Linked DNA regions of Homo sapiens: region 2 is linked to region 1. A link is an interaction called in ENCODE POLR2A ChIA-PET data of the cell type or tissue named here. Cell type or tissue: PC-9. All regions are shown on one strand. Links, peaks and the distances in the headings refer to the core of each region. The heading gives the core; the rest is flanking DNA.

Region 1 (4,031 bases), core at 764-3,263:
TAACCCCTTCAAATGTGAACACAGAAAGATTAAGAACTGTGGGTCTGATGTATAATTGTGTTCAATGGACACCTATTGAAGGAACCAAGGAATTAATAACCAGAATAAAACTTTTCTGGGGTTATATCTTTCCTTCACAGTCAACCTAAGTGATCTATAGAAAGAGTTTATATAGAAAACCTAAAAAGACAAAAAGGGCTAAAATCTAATCCTCTCTTTTCTAGATGTGTAGCAGTATAGTAGGATTAATTTTTTTTTTTTTTTTTTTTTTTTTTTTTTTGGTCACTCAGCTCTGTCACCCAGGCTGGAGTGCAGTGGCATGATCTCGGCTTACTGCAACCTCTGCCTCCTGGGTTTTAGCGATACTCCTGCCTCAGCCTCCCAAGTAGCTTGGATTACAGGTGCCCGCCACCACGCCCAGCTAGTTTTTTTGTATTTTTAGTAGAGATGGGGTCTCACCAGTTGGCCAGGCTGGTCTTACACTCTTGACCTCAAGTGATCCACCCACCACGGCCTCCCAAAGTGCTGGGATTACAGGCATGAGCCACCGCCCCCAGCCAGTAGGATTAATTTTTATGATTAGGAGTTATTTGTTGGTAAAAGGCATAAAAAGGATAGCATAGGTCTAAAGAGGTGTCTATTAAATGCCAGGAAAAAAATAAGCGATAAAATATAGACAAATATATGGTAGTTTCAGTTTCAAGCATCCACAACAACTACAGACTGATTTTTCAAACTTTTGTCTTTTTCAATTCTCCTGCCTCAGCCTCCCGAGTAGCTGGGATTACAGGTGCCCGCCACAACGCCCAGCTAATTTTTTGTAAATTTAGTGGAGATGAAGTTTCACCATGTTGGCCAGGCTGGTCTCGAACTCCTGACCTCAGGTGATCTGCCTACCTCAGCCTCCCAAAGTGCTGGGATCACAGGCATGAGCCACCGTGCCTGGCTAAACTTTTGTCCTATTAGCTGATGATTTCTTCATTTTTCGTCAAACGATTAATGTGCATCTAACTGTTAAGAGTTAACCTTAATTTTCAGCTGGGCATGGAGGCTCACACCTTTAATCCCAGCACTTTGGGAGGCTGAGGCAGGTGGATCGCCACAGGTCAGGAGTTCGAGACCAGCCTAGCCAATGTGGTGAAACAAAAAATACAAAAATTAGCCAGGTGTGGTGGCACCTGCCTGTAATCCCAGCTACCCGGTAGGCTGAGGCATGAGAATCACTTGAACCTGAGAGGCAGAGGTTGCAGTGAGCCAAGATCGTGCACTGCACTCCAGCCTAGGCGACAAAGGAAGACCATCTTAAAAAAAAAAAAAAAAAGGTTGGGCGCGGTGGCTCATGCCTATATTCCCAGTGCTTTGGGAGGCTGAGGTGGGTGGATCACGAGGTCAGGAGATCGAGACCATCCTGGCTAACATGGTGAAACCTCGTCTCTATTAAAAATACGAAAAAAATTAGCCGGGCATGATGGCGGGTGCCTGTAGTCCCAGCTACTCGGGAGGCTGAGGCAGGAGAATGGTGTGAACCCAGCAGGCGGAGCGTGCAGTGAGCCCAGATCGCCCCACTGCACTCCAGCCTGGTGGACAGAGTGAGACTCTGTCTCAAAAAAAAAAAAAAAAAAAAAAAAAAGAAAAAGAAAAAAAGAGTTAACCTTAATTTTCAAGCAAGAAACCTAATGCCTATGTTATTCCAGGCATTGTGCTGGGCACCAAAGAAAGAAGATTAACTAGGACATGGCCCCTGCCCATAGGTGCTCATAGGTGCTCATGGTCTAGTGAGAAGCCTGTGGATAAGAAAAGAGCTTATGATTTGAATTTCTGCTTTTCTTAAAATTAGAACATTTATATATTTTTTTAATCTTTTATCAGAGAGGTGTTTTTACATATTAGTTCCTCTATTAGAATATAATCTCCTTCTCAGGCCATATACATGTTGGACATGTTGGAATGATGTTGCACATAAATCCTAAATTAAAAAAATAATTACAGCAAATTTTAAAAAATTAAGGCAATTTAAGAAGTCCTCTTGACATGCTCAGATTCCATGCCATAAAATACTTTAGATCATACGTAAAGAAAAAGTTTCTGAAAAACAACTGACTCATCCAGTTACACCCTACTTAACAATGACTTTAAAAGATGTAAGAGAAGTTCTTAAAAAAAAAAAAAAAAGAAAAAAGAATTTTCTCAAACCGGTCATCCTGGTTTCAAAAACTATATATATGCAAAGGGGTGACACATCCCTTCGGACACTTCCTTATGAACGTTTGGGGAAAACCTGGTATAAGCTGCTGCCACAGACATGAGACTGGCAGGGGACACTGCCTGGCAAGAGAAAGTAGGACAGAGGAAGCTGGGTGGAAATTCAAACAGGAATCATTTGGTCATATCAAAAACGGAACATCAAAGGCAGGCCCATCAAGGTCCATATTTAGAGTCTATACATATAATAAGAAACAAATCTGGGCAACATAGTGAGACCCTTATCTCTACAAAAAATAAAAAAAATTAACTGGATGTGGTGGTGCGTGCCTGCCTGTAGTTCCAGTTACTTGGGAGGCTGAGGCAGGGGGATGGCTTGAGCCTGGGAATTCGAGGCTGCAGTGGGCCAGGATGGCACCACCACAGCCCAGCCTGGGCAACAGAGAAAGACCCTGTCTCAAAAACAAACAAACAAAACATAAAACACCAAGAAAAAGCCCTCTGTCCAGAGATGAAAAAATTCTCAGGGAGAAAAGGGAAGAGGAAAAGATATTAGCTTATCACTACCTAGAAAAATCTGCTATTTATAGTATTAGTTTTTTTTTTTTAACTAAACATATACTGAATACTCCAGTATGCTGGTTCTCATCAGAACATATAATCTATTTTTCTTGATGGGACTTAATTAAACTAAAAAGCTTCTGCACAGCAAAACAAATAATCAGCAGAGTAAACAACCCACAGAGTGGGAGAAAATCTTCACAATCTATACATCCAACAAAGGACTAATATCCAGAATTTACAAGGAACTCAAACAAGTCAGCAAGTAAAAAACAAACAATCCCATCAAAAATTAGGCTAAGGGCATGAATAGACAATTCTCAAAGGAAGATATATAAATGGCTAACAAACATATGAAAAATGCCCGACATCATTAATTATCAGAGAAATGCAAATCAAAACCACAATGTGATACCCCTCTACTCCTGCAAGAATGGCCATAATAAAAAAATCAAAAAATATTAATAGATGTTGGTATGGATGCAGTGAAAAGGGAACACTTTGACACTGCTAGTGGGAATGTAAACTAGTACAGCCACTATGGAAAACAGTGTGGAGATTCCTTAAAGAACTAAAAGTAGAACCACCATTTGATCCAGCAATCCCACTCCTGGGTATCTACCTAGGTATCACACACTGCACTCCAGCCTGGGTGACAGAGCAAGACGATCTCAAAAAAAAAAGAGTTAATCTTAATTTTCAACCAAGACATCTAATGCCTATGCTATTCCGGGCATTGTGCTGGGCACCTTAGGGTAAAATAAGTCATTATACCGAAAAGATACTTGCACATGCATATTTATAGCAGCACAATTCACCACACCCAGCCTTCTAATTTACTTTGAATTCGTCAGAAGGGATAGTTGCACGGCATGGGTGTCTAATATCTACTGATGATGTGGCAATCAAAATCAGCACAAAAATTCAAATGTTCCAGAAGCAGCTAATATTTGGAACTGGGTTAGCAACAAATGTTACAAACAAGGGGGTGTGTGCATGCACGTGACTATTTGGGAAGAGCCTTAACCTCAACATGTGATATTTTCAAACGAGAGCATATTCATCTCAATTAACCACTGCAATATTCTCCTGTGAAAAATAAAACCCTACTATTAATTCTAAAACATACGAAAAATCAGTGTGTTTAGACAGCAGAAGGGAAAGAAAAAAGGTGAGAAACATGATTTTGTCTCTCTCCATTCTTTATGCGATTAAAATAAAACTAATAAGGGATAATAGTGGTCATTTTAAAAGTAAAAACAAATACA
Region 2 (4,031 bases), core at 618-3,117, 1.8 Mb after region 1:
AATAAATCAATGAATGATTATCTGCAATGAAAATTATTTTCTCAGGCTTAGGTTCAACTTCCATTTCCCTAGGCCTTGTTCATACTCCTGGGCCTCAGTTTACTCAACTATAAAATGGGGAGGACATCTGCCTTGCAGGATTTGTGTAGCGATTTGAGATGGTGTTTTTGAAGAGTCTACCATGGAATCTGACACAATGAAAAGCAACTATTTTTATTATGATGTCCTGTGCTCATTCACTGAATTTCCCATTGTGACAACCACTCATATACTTCTGTCTCTATGTTAGGATCTAGCTGTTTTGCTCACAAACTTGAATGCATTCTTCATATACTCCAGTTTTATAGTCTTGTCACATATTCTTCAAATATTTTCATCATTTTTCTTATAGAAGTTTATAATTTTATGTCTACATTTGTACCTTTTTTCTTAGAGATTTCTTTTATTTTTTGTTATATTCTCACAAATCTGATATATGTTCCATTGTCTACCAGTTTTTCTGTGATTTATTTTTTTTTATTTGAAAAATTTAACCCACCAGTCTATAGTAGAAGATGTACCTCTAAGTTAGTATTTCCCCAGGCTGGCATACTACCAGATTAGTTTACTTGAGCTGTTGAAGCACAGTACCAAAAGTTGGGTGGCTTAAAACGACAGAAATGTATTCTCTCACAATTCTGGAAGTCAGAAGTCTGAAATCCAGGTGCTGGCAGGGCTTGCTCCCACTGAAGGCTCTGGGGAAGATATGTTTCCTGTTTCTTCCAGCTTCTAGTGGCCCCAGGTGTTCCCTGGCTTGTGGCTGTATCATTCTAATCTCTACCTCCGTGCCACGTTACCTCCTTTTCTTTTCTGTTTGTTTCTCAAAACTCCCTTTGTTTCTGTCTTATTGGGACACTTGTGAGGGCATTTAGGACCTACTTGCATAATCCAGGGTAATCTCATCTCAAAATCCCTAATTTAACCACATCTGCACAGACCCCCTTTTCAAATAAGATAACATTGACCAGTTTTAGGGATAAGGACTTGACATCTTTGAGTGGTCACTATTAAATCTACTACAAGCACTTAAAAAAAACCCAACTCATTCTCTGTTCTTCGGGGGAAAGAACAGCATGTGTCCAAATGAGGTTAATACAGGGAGATGAACTCAGGAAGGTTGAAGGTGGGCTCTGTAGGGTGGGGGAGCAGCCCACCTCTGAGTTCTGATTTAGATCCTCAGTCCCACCTGTGGGGAAGGGGCCTATTTTAAATTCTATCCCATCAGTGCTGTCAACGGAAGCTCATGCTCTTGGGGTCTGGTGTGGAGACATCTTTTAGACTCTGGTGACTAGTTAGCTACCAATATCTTAGTGACAGAGTGCCCCGCTAGAAGATTATATCTCTCTGCCTTCCTTGCCTCTTGTTGTGGCCATGAGACTAAGTTCTGGTTAAAGATATGTAAATGAGAATTCACTGGATGGAATTTTCAGGGAAATTCCCTCAAAGGAAGACACATAACTGGGCAGTGACCTCGTTTCTCCTTACCGTTTGTCTTCTTTCTGCCCGAAATACAGATGTGATGGCTGGAGCTCTAGCAGTTATATTGAGCCATGATGTGAATGTAAAGCTTGAAGCCAGGTACTAGAAAGAGTGAAACAGAAGGCTAGACAGAGCTAGGACCCTGATGAGCTGCTGTACTAGTTCAGGGCTGCTTACTTATATATTTATTTTATGTGAGAGAAATAAGCCTCTAACTTAGTTAAGCCGCTTTGGTTAGTTGTTGTTAATAACAATACATCTCAGTGTCTAATTGGGATAATTTCAAAACTTTATTCCCTATCTTTCTTTATTGACGTTTGGCATGAGTTTTCTTTACCTATGGCTTTCAGTTCAAATGTCACTTCTTCAGCGCTACCTTCTTTTACCAACCACCGTATCTAAAGTTGCCACGCACGTTATTACATGCTCTGTCATGCTGTCCTGGCTGATGTTCTTTATTGTGCCTTTCATACCAGCAAACACCAGCAATTAATCCCTCCCTCCCTCCCTCCCTTCCTCCTTCCTTCCCATCCTCTTCCTTCCTTCCTTCCTTCCTTTTCTCTCCTTCCTTCTTTCCTTCCCTCTCCTTCTTTGTTCTCTGTTTTCCTTGCTGTAGACTGTAAGTTCTATGAAGGCAGGGACCCTGCCTGGTTTGCACCATGCCCGTTCCTGGGAGAGAGCTTTGCACGTGGCAGGTGCTGGATAAGTATGTGTGAATGGATGAGCCTGTGTGAGAACCAAAATGGGACACTGGGAGTAGGTGGTGCTGTTGAAAAATTTCCTTAGGGGAAATCCAAGAAGCCCGAGTGGAAAACCTGTCAGTGCAAGTGGTTAAGAGTCCAGGGTACTAAGGAGGAGGATGATGTAGACTTTCCTTAATCCTTCTCCTCCAGAGCGTAGAGCACAGCCACTCAGGGCCCCATTGCCTAAGCACAACATGAATTCACACTCATTGCTTGCACCCACTATTGCTCTTGGGGTCTGGAGTGGAGGCATCTTTTGGACTCTGGTAGCACAGATGACTAGTTAACTACCAATACCTTAGTGACAGAGTCCCCCACTGGACGATTATATCTCTTTGCCTTCCTTGCCTCTTGTTGGCCTCTACCAGCTGGCTGTGCTGTATGATCTCGAATTCCTAAAGCTTCCATGTCAGGATCTAGCTTGGTCCCATGGAGAAATAACCACCCTGAGACTAGGGAAGGAGGGTTGTTAACTAACTGAGCCCCCAACATCCCTAGTGGCACAGGCCTTTTTCTCCCTGGAAGATATTTGACAGAAATGGCTCTGGTTTCTCCGTCTCATTTCTGGGTTAAATCCCACTAGTCTCAGTTGCCCAGCCCAGGTCTTACTCTGTATTAGTCCATTTTCACACTGCTATAAAGAACTACCTGAGACTGAGTCATTTATAAAGGAAAGAGGTTTAGTTGACTCACAGTTCCACATGGCTGGAGAGGTCTCAGGAAATTTACAATCATGGCGGAAGCCAAAAGGGAAGCAAGACACATCTTACATGGCAGTAGGAGGTAGGGGGGAGGTACTACACTTTTAAAACCATCAGATCTCATGAGAACTTACTATCAGGAGAACACCACGGGGGAAACCGCCCCCATGATCCAATCACCTCCCACCAGGTCCTCCCTTGACACGTGAAGATTACAATTCTAGGTGAGATTTGGGTGGGGATGCAGAGCCAAACAGGATCACACTCCTTCATGGAGCCTTGCCCAGTTTCTTTGGTTCACCTGGGTTTTTTCTGTTCTGATCGCCATGCCTCTCATTTCGATGTCATTTGTTCATTTACTCTTTTATTCATTTAACTAAAAGGGCCTCCTCTGTGCGGGGCACTATGCCAGTCACTGGGGGTTAGAATGAGAGCAAACATAGACATGGTCCCTATTGATCACATATCAATTATCTAGCAGATGTTTCCAGTTTGCAGTGCTTTGGCAGTCACCAAGTAGAATAAATGCAAGGCCACAGTTAGGTGACATACACAAAGCAGACAACACTAAACAGCTTTCAGCCACCATACTGCAAGCACTCATCTCATGCCAGCTTGGTGACAGCTGCAAAAAAAGCTTTCCCATGGGCCACAACCTGTTTCATGCTTTTAAGGCGGCAGACTGTGCATATCTGTGAGCTGCTGTTTTGTGGGTCTCCTGGGGCTGGAGCTGAGAGCAGGACTGTCAGGAGGTTGCTGTGGGCAGTGGACTCTGAAGGGCAGCCCTGCTTTCTGAAAGATGGCTGCTGAGCACAAGTGTGGGAGAAGGAGAACTGTCACCCTACAGAAAAGTGAGACTTAAGGTCTGGGGGACTAAAAGGCAGAGGGGACGGAGGTTTTGATTCTTTGAGTGAAAGCCCATGAGCCCACAGCAGGGTGGCACAAAAGCCAACTAAAGAGTCACAGAAGAGCCTTAAATGGCACCATCCAAGGGGCAGAGAGGCTGTCCTTCTTCTTCTCCTGCGTGTGGGTGGGGGTGGGGCTGGGTCACACAGAGCCTGCCTTTCCC

The links. Peaks named below come from ENCODE experiments on the same cell type or tissue, not always from the same donor. Only the 100,000 strongest peaks of a DNase experiment are listed, where the experiment ranks them.
Region 2: POLR2A ChIA-PET joins it to region 1 with 22 read pairs; 2 of 35 experiments call an interaction of 5 or more read pairs at or near these places.

What each region holds. Positions count from the first base shown.
Region 1 is chr4:151,193,768-151,197,798 of GRCh38, forward strand. The region is part of intron 2 of SH3D19 (SH3 domain containing 19); the gene reads right to left. Among named protein-coding and RNA genes, the nearest start is that of SH3D19-AS1, 72 kb to the left of the region's middle. In PC-9, for the core only: no CTCF peak of the experiment used is centred there; a DNase peak (open chromatin) is centred at 2,194; H3K4me3 peaks cover 716 bases; H3K27ac peaks cover 2,254 bases.
Region 2 is chr4:153,015,279-153,019,309 of GRCh38, forward strand. No RefSeq gene overlaps it. Among named protein-coding and RNA genes, the nearest start is that of FHDC1, 81 kb to the left of the region's middle. In PC-9, for the core only: no CTCF peak of the experiment used is centred there; no DNase peak of the experiment used is centred there.